Regions from separate parts of the Homo sapiens genome. Here regions 1 and 2 are each linked to region 3. Evidence: chromatin contacts called from ENCODE Hi-C or POLR2A ChIA-PET data. All regions are on one chromosome and are shown on one strand. The core of a region is the stretch at or near the end of the contact, and the rest is flanking DNA. Distances in the headings are between cores, read along the strand shown. Region 1 overlaps ARHGAP35 (Rho GTPase activating protein 35). Region 2 overlaps ARHGAP35 (Rho GTPase activating protein 35). Region 3 has its middle 6.2 kb from the start of SNAR-E.

Region 1 (3,429 bases), core at 128-2,627, 66 kb after region 3:
GCAGTTCACGAGGTCAGTAGATCAAGACCATCCTGGCCGACATGGTGAAACCCTGTCTCTACTAAAAATACAAAAGTTGGTGTGGTGGCGTGTGCCTGTAGTCCCAGCTACTCAGGAGGCTGAGGCAGGAGAATCCCTTGAACCTGGGAGGTGGAGGTTGCAGTGAGCTAAGATCGCACCACTGCACTCCAGCCTGGGTGACGAGTGAAACTCCATCTCAAAAAAACAAAAACAAAGACAAAGAACCGTTCTTTAGTAAACCAATCAACAGCGATTAATTATATAAAATGTGCACCGCCTTAGGTGGTATACATAGCACTATCAGACATGGCTCCTGCTTTTGAATTTCTTACTTTCTAGTAGGGGAAAATAGAATATCCTCACCCCACAGTGTGTTACTGTGGCTCAACCACATGAATCAGGAAACAAGAGTAGAGGCCATTCGGAGCTTGCAGTGAGCCGAGATCCCGCCACTGCACTCCAGCCTGGGCGACAGAGCGAGACTCCGTCTCAAAAAAAAAAAAAAAAAAAAAGAGTAGAGGCCATTGTGGTGGGTGGTGAAACATTACAAGTACTAAAGCCATTGCTTCAGCTTTCTTTAACAGTGTGACCGCTGAAAAACTAAATGGTTAGTGTTTTGGGTTGCCTCTAGTGAGACATGGCTAGACGTGCAGATTCTAAGCAAAGGTTATAGGAACTTGAGGTTCTGTAGACCCTTAAGGGGTTGGGTCAGGGGTGTCTATGATGCTTTCAGAATGAGTATATGCTGAATTTTGGGGTCTGTATATTTTCTGCAGAGAGAGAATTTGTAGATTTCATCAAATTCTCAAAGGAATCCATGACCCAAAAAAGACTACAACCACTGGCTTAGAGTAACACTGAGCCCCATGGCCTCATTTTGTCTCCGTTTTACTTTACTGTTCTAGATTGAGACCTGCCTTTTATTTTTCCCTGATACTTATTTGGAGGGGTCCTTGATGCAAAGAACTCTATTGTTGAACATCTAAGGAGGAGTATGTAAGCTTTCTTTTTTGGAAGCTTGGGTATTATGGCTCTTAAATCTTCATCTTTTCTGTCATTGTTTAGTAAAAATGTCTTTCTATTTGAAATAATGATTACTGTATTTCTAGGTGCAAGTATTCATTCATTTGTCATGTATTTATATGCTGAGGCCCATGCTGGGCAGTGGTCATAGAGAGATGAAATGACCAGATCCTGGCCCTTAGAGGCTTTTAGTGATACACATGTAAGTGCTCAGAAATGGTAGCTGTTAGTCTCCTGGGAACAGCTATTATATAGTGTCATGGCCAAAGTCATAGAGGATATACAGGGTAGAACAGGAACACAGGAGAGGTTATCTAGACTATGTTTCATTGAAATTTCACTGTTGATTCATCTCATTAGCTCATTGATGGGTTGCAAACCTTTGCATGAGAGGGTGTAACAGATTAGGTGTTTGGGGCCTTTGCCAAACTGGAGAGGTACAGTTGGAAACACGACAGTGACTGAGGCTGTAGCTGTGACACATGTATTCAAATGGAACTCACTTAAAAACTATTGACTCTATTTCTCTACTTTTCTGTCGACAACAGTATACGGTTCTGTTTGCCCTTAGTCACTCAGGAGGTATTTATTGGATGCCCAGAGGGTGTGTAATACTGGACTGGACCCTTGGACTGGACTGTTTACTTACTAGAAGAGCAGATGGAAATGATTGGGTTGTGGCTCTTTGGCAATATTCTTTGCTGTCTCCCAGTAGTCAGTATGGTAATAAGCTTCCCTCTGGTGGGAGGTAGGATAGTTGGGCTTTGGAAATCAAAATACCAGAGTTCCAAACCCAGCTCTGCCACTTTCCATCTGGGTAGCCTTGGCCAGGTCAGTTGATACCTCTGAGCCTTGGTTTTCTGATGTACAAAATGGGGATATAACTATCACCCGCCCTCCAGGACTTCTGCCACATAGTAGAGCCCAATAAATGGAAGTTGTATTGTTACTAGCAGGTGAGGATTATAAACCATGGAGGAATTCCCTCACTTTATTGATTCATTAAGGATAATTATTATGTTGTGCAGAAGAAGGAGTATTCTACTTATGTGAATGGGGGAGTTTGGAATTCCTAGTTAGAAACAGTGGCTCAATCTCTCATTTTTGGCCACTTTTCTTAGGCTTTTTGCTAGGGCAAGTTTTTTTTTTTTGTTTTTTTTTTTTAGATGGAGTCTCGCTCTGTAACCAGGCTGGAGTGCAGTGGTGCAATCTCGGCTCACTGCAACCTCCGCCTCCCGGGTTCAAGCGATTCTCCTTCCTCAGCCTCCCAAGTAGCTGGGACTACAGGCTAGCACCACCATGCCCAGCTAATTTTTGTATTTTCAGTAGAGACGGAGTTTCACCATGTTGGCCAGGATGGTCTCAATCTCTTGACATCGTGATCTGCCCGCCTGAGCCTCCCAAAGTGCTGGGATTACAGGCATGAGCCACTGTGCCCGGCCAGGGCAAAGGTTCTTAATCCAGGGTTCCTGAATTTTTTGTGTAAGTCCATTCTATTTTCTGGGAGAAAGTGTTCAAGTTTTTATCAGATTGTCAAAGGGATTCTTAACTGCCAAAAGATTAAGAATTGGTTAACTGGCCAGGCGCGATGGCTCACGCCTTAATCCCACCACTTTGGGAAGCCGAGGCAGGCAGATTGCTTGAGTTCAGGAGTTCGAGACCAGCCTGGGCAACGTGATGAAATCCTGTCTTTACCGAAAATACAAAAATTAGCCAGGTGTTGGCCGGGCACAGTGACTCACAACCGTAATCCCAGCACTTTGGAAGGCCGAGGCAGGCAGATCACTGAGGTCAGGAGTTCGAGACCAGCCTGGCCAACGTAGTGAAACCCTGTCTCTACTAAAAAAAAAAAAAAAAAAAAAAAAGAAAAATTAGCCAGGCCTGGTGGCATGCCTGTTGTAATCCAAGCTACTTGGGAGACTGAGGTAGGAGAATCACTTGAACCCGGGAGGCAAAGGTTGCAGTGAGCCGAGATCGCACCACTGCACCTAGCCTGGGCGACAGAGCGAGACTTTGTCTCAAAAAAAAAAAAAAGAAAAAAAAAAAGCCAGGTGTGCTGGCACACACCTGTAGTCCTAGCTACTTGGGAGGTTGAGGTGGGAGGATCACTGGAGGGAAGTCTAGGCTGTAGTGAGCCATGATCACGCCACTGTACTCCAGCCTGGGTAACAGTGAAACCCTGTCTCAAAAAAAAAAAAAAAAAAAAATTGGTTAATGGACCTGTTGGGTGGGTATGGAGCCACAGTTGGTACCTTTGATCCTGAAATTGTCCATTATAATAAGATATTACTGAGAGCAATTTTCTAAAGTACGAAGTATGTAATGAAGATACAGGGAGAATATTCAGAAGTTTTTGTTGGCTGCTTTTTTTTTTTTTTTTTCTGC
Region 2 (3,511 bases), core at 544-3,043, 89 kb after region 3:
TTCAGATTCTGACAAATCATACACAGAAAATGAAAATGCCCTCTATGTCTCACTCAGATTCAAAAAGATTATAATCCCCTTTTACACCTAAATGCCCTAACACATCATTTTTGCATATTACTAATTAAGGTTCTCTAAATTCATCTGGATTTTACAGATGAATGAATTGGATGAATAAGGACCTTGAACTCTATTTCCAACTTTTCTTCTCTAATTTATCTTTATTCAAAAGGAAAAACAAAAACCCTAAGAAAATTTACTTTAGCATTTATTAATATGAAAATGGAAGCATTGGGTTTTAAGAAAATGTTTTGCTTAAATTCAGTGGTTTAATAAGCCAGAGAATAGTGTTCCCTTCTTTTCTTTTTTTTTTTTTTTGAGACGGAATTTCACTCTTGTTGCCCAGGCTGGAGTGCAGTGGCACTCTCTCTGCTCACTGCAACCTCTGCCTCTAGGGTTCTAGCGATTCTCCTGTCTCAGCCTCCCGAGTAGCTAGGATTACTGGCGCCCACCACCATGCCTGGCTAATTTTTGTATTTGTAGTAGAGGCGGAGTTTTACCATGATGGCCAGGCTGGTCTCAAACTCCTGACCTCAGGTGATCCACCTGCCTCGGCCTCCCAAAGTGCTGGGATTACAGGCATGAGTCACCGTGCCCGGCCAGTGTTCTCTTCCTTTTTTTTTTTCTTTTGAGACAGAGTCTTGCTCTGTCGCCCAGGCTGGAGTGCAGTGGCACGATCTCGGCTCACTGCAAGCTGGCCTTCCAGGTTCACGCCATTCTCCTGCCTCAGCCTCCTGAGTAGCTGGGACTACAGGTGCCCACCACCTCGCCCAGCTAATTTTTTGTATTTTTTTTAGTAGAGACAGGATTTCACCATGTTAGCCAGGATGGTCTTGATCTCCTGACTTCGTGATCTGCCCACCTCGGCCTCCCAAAGTGTTGCGATTACAGGCATGAGCCACTGCTCCTGGTCGTGTTCTCTTCTTATTGAAACTTTTATATCCCATCCTTCCTGGCCTATTTGGTAAGTATTAATACATTCCTCTGGAAAACTTCCATGTCTACCTGACATGGAAAGTGCTTCCTACATAGATATATTTCTTGTTCCACCCCTCCCACCCCCCAACTGAGTCTTTTCAAGTGTCTACCAAATGCAAACATTTTAACCAGCTGCTAATGGGAACTCATAGCTTTGAAGACTTAGAAATGTAAGATATTGAGAAATACGAGGTTTTAAGGAGGTTTGAAGAATGCTTTTTTGCTTTCTGTTAGTTACGATGTATATTTCCATTTATTTCCCCTATTGAGATTAAGGAAAATTGTGATAACAAGTATTTTACTTCCTTTGCTTGTAGTTCTGTATGAAATTATTTCCTTACAGTGTTACTAGTTGGTGGTGTTCTGTATGTGATTATTTGAAACTCAGTGTGTTTTCAGAAGTTGTTGAATATTCTCAGGTGGAGATGGTCATTTTTATTATGGATAATGGTGGAAGATTTTTGTCTTAGGGGGCATTCTAGATTACAGAGCACACAAACATTTCCTACTTCGGGGAGAGAGGGATGAGGTTGCTGTGTTGGAAGAGTGATACACACGCTGTGTTGGAAGAGTGATACACACACTTCCAGGCGTATGCTGATAGAGCTGTTGACAGTATGAACTTTCCCAGTCATAGTAAATCTGGGATCACGGTGGCATTTCTAGGTCCTACAAAAATGTGTGCTATCTTGGGAATGTTACCACTTCTTGCCCTGAGTGTTTCATAGAGGTGTTAAAAAAGAAAACACCCTCCTTCTACCTTCCAGTTGCGGCACTCTGGTGGGGACCTTGTGTCTTGGTTAAACAAATCACAAACAACTCTAGATGCTTGGTGACAGTCTGAAGAAGGCACGTAGATATTTGCATTATGTTTTATTACAGCATGTATTTGTGACTGAGAAACCAAAATACTTCTGAAGTATTTTCCTCTCTGAAGTAGTTGACTCTTGGCATAAAATGGGAAACTTTGAAGTCCTGTGTTTCTGTTTTTCTAATGAAATATCTCTGTACAGCTCAAAGATAAAAGTAATTACCATTTTTAAAGGATCCTTCTTTCCCCTCTGTTTTAACTCTTCCATTTAAAAAGGATTAGCACTGGAAAATTATTAGAATGGACATTCAGATTCTGTTGTGTATCTTAGTTGCCTGCTAAGAACACTGGTTCCCATCACATTTAAACTCTAAAGACATTGTGAAGTCTGGATATGCCCGGTCTCCTACTTTCTCTTTCTTTGTGGCCTTCAGATCATTAAATTTAGTGACTCAGCTAATTTTTTTTACCCACCTCTTAGAACTAAGTTGAATGTATTTGTGACCAAGCACTTAAAGTTATTTCCTCTAAACCAAGTGTTTGAGATGTTTTTAGATTTATAACAGTCTTTGTTTACCGTGTAATTCAGTCCAATTGAGGAACTAGTAAAACTGCATTATCTAGACATCAAAGCTAAGAAGAGTATACTTACACCAAGAAACTTATTAGGTTTCTAACAAGTGGAAAGTTACCAGGTGTCCCAAAATTAACCACTTCCATGCCAGCTGATTTTCACTTTTTGTAGCTATTTTAATGATCAGCAGCATTCTGGGTTTAAAAATAACAGTCGTGGCTGGGCACAGTGGCTCGTGCCTATGATCCCAGCACTTTGGGAGGCTGAGGTGTGAGTGGGAGGATTGCTTGAGGCCAGGAGTTTGAGACCAGCCTGGGCAACATAGCAAGACCCCATTTCTAAATAATAATAATAATAATAAATTAGCCAGGCATGATGGCTTGCACCTGTAGTCCCAGCTACTTGGGATGCTGAAGTGGGAGGATCACTTGAGCCCAGGAGTTGGAGGCTGCAGTGAGCTATGATTACAGCACTGCACTCCAGCATGGGTGACAGAGCAAGACTCCATCTCATAAAATAAAATAATCAGTTCTACATTATTCAGAGTTGAGTGTTGCTTTCTTTAGCATCCTTCAAATAACTGAAAATATGCCATTAAAAAATATAACCAAGGTGTTGAATGGATAATACATTTTAGTTCATTTCAAAATAGAGCCAATATCTTTATTTCTTGAGGTTTGAGAGCAGGCTGGTGTTTTGTTCTGTTTTTCCTTCAGATTTCTGTGAAGGGATAAATATTAGACCCACTTTACAGAGAACAGTTGAGTCACAGACAAGGGATGACTTGCCAATTGCATGCAGAGGTCACTTTAAGTAGGACCAGTGCTACCAAGTTGCATTTCAAGATTGGTAACCTTAAGACCTGACAGACCCTGGGGTCAGGAATTGATAGAGAAGGACTCTGTTAGATGAGGACCCATGACTTCCTCAACCCTTCATCAGCACTCCTGTCTGAGGCTCTGTTCAACCTAAGTTTCTTCATGGATTGAAACAAAATTATATGTGCATATTACAGAGTAATTGATTGTGTACAGATGCTTCCTTTAGGTATTTCAGAGGATGTGTGTAAACATGCTTTAGATATTCAT
Region 3 (3,679 bases), core at 993-3,492:
AAAAAATTTTATGGCTGGCCACGGTGGCTCACGCTTGTAATCCCAGCACTTTGGGAGGCCAAAGTGGGCAGATCACTTGAGGTCAGGAGTTTGAGACCAGCCTCACCAACACGGTGAAACCCCATCTTTACTAAAAATACAAAAATTAGCCAGGCATAGTGGCACACGCCTGTAATCCCAGCTACTGGGGAGGCTGAGGCACGAGAATTACTTGAACCTGGGAGGCAGAGGTTGCAGTGAGCTGAGATCGTGCCACTGCACTCCAGCCTAGGCAACAGAGTGAGACTCTGTCTCAAAAAAATAAAATAAAATAAAATAAAAAATAAAGTGAATGGGAAGACACAGAGTCTAGCACTCTAGAAATCTGGGTTCCAGTCTCATCTGCTCATTGTGTGTCCTTGGGCAAATGATCTTCCTTATCTACAAAGAGGAGATAATACTCAGAATTGCAATGCTAATACCAAGAGCCACTTCACAGCGTCATTACAAGATTAAATGGGATTATGCCTTTAAAGCCTTGGAAGCTGCTGGGCCTAGAGCAGGAGCTCCCCCTAACAGTTCAGAAGCTTCCTTGAGGCTGGGCTCGGTGGCTTACACCTGTAATTCCAGCACTTTCGGAGGCAGAGGTGAGCAGATCACTTGAGCCCAAGAGGTTGAGACCAGCCGGGGCAACATGATGAAACCGCCATTTCTTTTTTTTTTTTTTTTTTTGAGACTGTGTCTCGTTCTGTTGCCCAGGCTGGAGTGCAGTGGCGCGATCTTGGCTCACTGCAAGCTCTGCCTCCTGGGTTCACACCATTCTCCTGCCTCAGCCTCCCAAGTAGCTGGGACTACAGGCGCCCGCCACCACGCCTGGCTAATTTTTTTTTTTTTTTTGTATTTTTAGTAGAGACGGGGTTTCACCTTGTTAGCCAGGATGGTCTCGATCTCCTGACCTCATGATCTGCCCACCTCGGCCTCCCAGTGTACTGGGATTACAGGCGTGAGCCACCGCGCCCGGCCTTGAAACCACCATTTCTACAAAAAACACAAAAAATTAGCCAGACTTGGTGGCATACACCTGTAATCCCAGCTACCCAGGAGACTGAGGTGGGAGAATCACCCAAGCCTGGGAATTCAAGGCTGAAATGAGCCATGATAGTGCCACTGCAGTCCAGCCTGGGCAACAGAGTGAGACCCTGTCTCAAAAAACAAATAAAACCGCCAGGCACGGTGGCTCACACCTGTAATCCCAGCACTTTGGGAGGCCGAGGTGGGCGGATCACGAGGTCAGGAGATGGAGACCATCCTGGCCAACATGGTGAAACCCCATCTCTACTAAAAATTCAAAGAATTAGCTGGGCATGGTGGCACGTGCCTGTAATCCCAGCTACTCAGGAGGCTGAGTTAGTAGAATTCCTTGAACCAGGGAGTCAGCGGTTGCAGTGAGCCAAGATGGCGTCACTGCACTCCAGCCTGGCGACAGAGAAAGACTCTGTCTCAAAAAAAAAAGAAAAAAGAAAGAAAAAGAAACACCGTCTCTAAAAATACAAAAATTGGCCAGGCATGGTGGTGGGCACCTGTAATCCCAGCTACTTGGGAGGCTGAGGCAGGAGAATTGCTTGAACCTGGGAGGTGGAGGTTGCATTGAGCCGAGATCGCGCCATTGCACTCCAGCCTGGGAGACAGAGTGAGAGTCTGTCTCAAAAAGAAACAAAAACAAAAACAAGAAGCTTCCTTGTTTGGTGGCTTTCTCAGGTTCCTCTTCGACTTTCTGTTCTCTAAACCCTGGAGCCCCTCAAAAGCCCAGAACTGACTCTGGCCTGTGCTTTAGTGCAGTTGCACCAGGGTTGCAAACACATGGCCTGAGGGCTCCATCCAGCCACCACATTTCGTTTGCCACCCCAGAGTATTTTTAAGTTTTTTGGTTTGTTTTTTTTTTGAGATGGAGTCTCGCTCTTGTCACGCAGGCTGGAGTGCAGTGGCACGATCTCAGCTCACTGCGGCCTCTGCTTCAGCCTCCCAAGTAGCTGAGATTACAGGCGTGCACCACCATGCCCGGCTAACTTTTTTATTTTTAGTAGAGATGGGGTTTCACCATGCTGGCCAGGCTGACCTCAGATGATCCGCCTGCCTCGGCCCCCCAAAGTGCTTGGATTACAGGCATGAGCTACCACGTCTGGCCCCCATGTCTTAAAAGAAAATAAAAGACAGGTGATCTCCACTCCACAGGCTCCACCACCCGCGTGGTCTTAAGGGCACCAACTTGAGTGGCTGTCACTCTCAGCTGACTGAGACTTACTCTTGCTTCCCATTTCACTGAGAAGAAGGAAGTCATTGGAGTAGGGACTTTTGGGAACTCCCCACACCAACACCACCACCACCTGCCTTGGCGCCCACGCACCCCTTCCTCCCAGATGCCTCTCGTGTGCTTGGATAATCCCAGCTGCGCCTTCCATCCCTCTCCCATCTCTTTCCTGCATCTTCCGGTTTCCCCTTGTCTGTTGCATCATCCCCATCAGCATAAAACTGATGATTTGAGCTGAGCGCGGTGGCTCACACTTGTAATCACAGCACTTTGGGAGGCTGAGGCGGGCGGATCACTTGAGGTCAGGAGTTTGAGACCAGCCTGACGAACATGGCGAAACCCAGTCTCCACTAAAAATACAAAAAATTAGCGGGGTATGGTGGCGGGCGCCTGTGGTCCCAGCTAGTTGGGAGGCTGAGGCAGGAGAATCGCTGGAGCCCAGGAGGCAAAGGTTGCGGTGAGCCGAGATCGCACAACTGCACTCCAGCCTGGGCATCTGTCTCAAAACAAAACAAAACAAAACAAAACAAAAACCTGCTGTGATATCATCCACTCCACCAAACACCCTCCAATCTCATTCCCCCCTCTAGCGACTATTTCTCTTCTCCCTTTATAGCAAAACTTCCTCTAAGGTTTTTTTTTTGTTTTTTTTTTTTTTATTCAACATTATCATCAGACACTTATATTTAGCCATCAACAGCATGGGTGCAAAACAAAAATCTACATTAAAACCCTTTGTTGGAATGCTTTGCACTTTCCACAGAAGAGAAACTGAAATAACCTGTTATACGATTAGTCACAAATACAGTCCTGGAGTTTTTTGTTTTTGTTTTTTGTCCATATACATGAGTATTGTCTCCAATACATCTTCCACTGGGTATGGTGGCTCATGCCTGCAATCCCAGCACTTTGGAAGGCTAAGGCGGGAGGATTGCTTAAGCCAGGGAGTTTGAGATCAGCCTAGGCAACATAGTGGAACTTCGTCTTTAAAAAATATTAAAAAATCAGGAGCCGAGGGTGGTGGCTCACGCCTGTAATCCCAGCACCTTGGGAGGCTGAGGTGGGTGGATGATTTGAAGTCAGGAGTTCAAGACCAGCCTGACCAACATAGTGAAACCCCATCTCGACTAAAAATATTTTAAAAATAGCCGGATGTGGTGGTTCACGCCTGTAATCCCAGGTACTCGGGAGGCTGAGGCAGGAGACTCCCATGAACTAAGGAGGCAGAGCTTGCAGTGAGCTCCAGCCTGGGCGATGGAGGGAGACTGTGTCTCAAAAAAAAAAAAAAAAAATAGGCAGGCATGGCGGCACGCACCTGTGGTCCCAGCTACTCGGGAAGCTGGGGTGAGAGGATTGCTTGAGCCCAGGGGTTGAGACTGCAGTGAGCTGTGA

The links. A loop is a pair of places that touch in the nucleus more often than their neighbours do. ChIA-PET counts read pairs that join two places held with the same protein, here RNA polymerase II (POLR2A). Pooled maps may share reads with other maps.
Region 1: a loop to region 3 is called in a map of endothelial cell of hepatic sinusoid, with 5 times the contacts of the local background. The contact joins two enhancer-like sites. A Hi-C loop is called at or near these places in 1 of 168 maps with a recorded cell type or tissue (endothelial cell of hepatic sinusoid) and 2 of 50 pooled maps. POLR2A ChIA-PET finds 5 or more read pairs at or near these places in 6 of 52 experiments (Caco-2, K562, MCF 10A and 3 more).
Region 2: a loop to region 3 is called in a pooled map, with 2.3 times the contacts of the local background. The contact joins two enhancer-like sites. A Hi-C loop is called at or near these places in 2 of 50 pooled maps. POLR2A ChIA-PET finds 5 or more read pairs at or near these places in 5 of 52 experiments (AG04449, GM12878, H1 and 2 more).

The regions. Positions count from the first base shown.
Region 1 is chr19:46,889,239-46,892,667 of GRCh38, forward strand. The region is part of intron 1 of ARHGAP35 (Rho GTPase activating protein 35); the gene reads left to right. Among named protein-coding and RNA genes, the nearest start is that of ARHGAP35, 30 kb to the left of the region's middle. Within about 2 kb of position 1,378, at least 5 of the 41 ENCODE cell types and tissues checked have a DNase peak (open chromatin) inside an H3K27ac peak, as active enhancers do.
Region 2 is chr19:46,911,683-46,915,193 of GRCh38, forward strand. The region is part of intron 1 of ARHGAP35 (Rho GTPase activating protein 35); the gene reads left to right. Among named protein-coding and RNA genes, the nearest start is that of ARHGAP35, 52 kb to the left of the region's middle. Within about 2 kb of position 1,794, at least 5 of the 41 ENCODE cell types and tissues checked have a DNase peak (open chromatin) inside an H3K27ac peak, as active enhancers do.
Region 3 is chr19:46,822,714-46,826,392 of GRCh38, forward strand. No RefSeq gene overlaps it. Among named protein-coding and RNA genes, the nearest start is that of SNAR-E, 6.2 kb to the right of the region's middle. Within about 2 kb of position 2,243, at least 7 of the 41 ENCODE cell types and tissues checked have a DNase peak (open chromatin) inside an H3K27ac peak, as active enhancers do.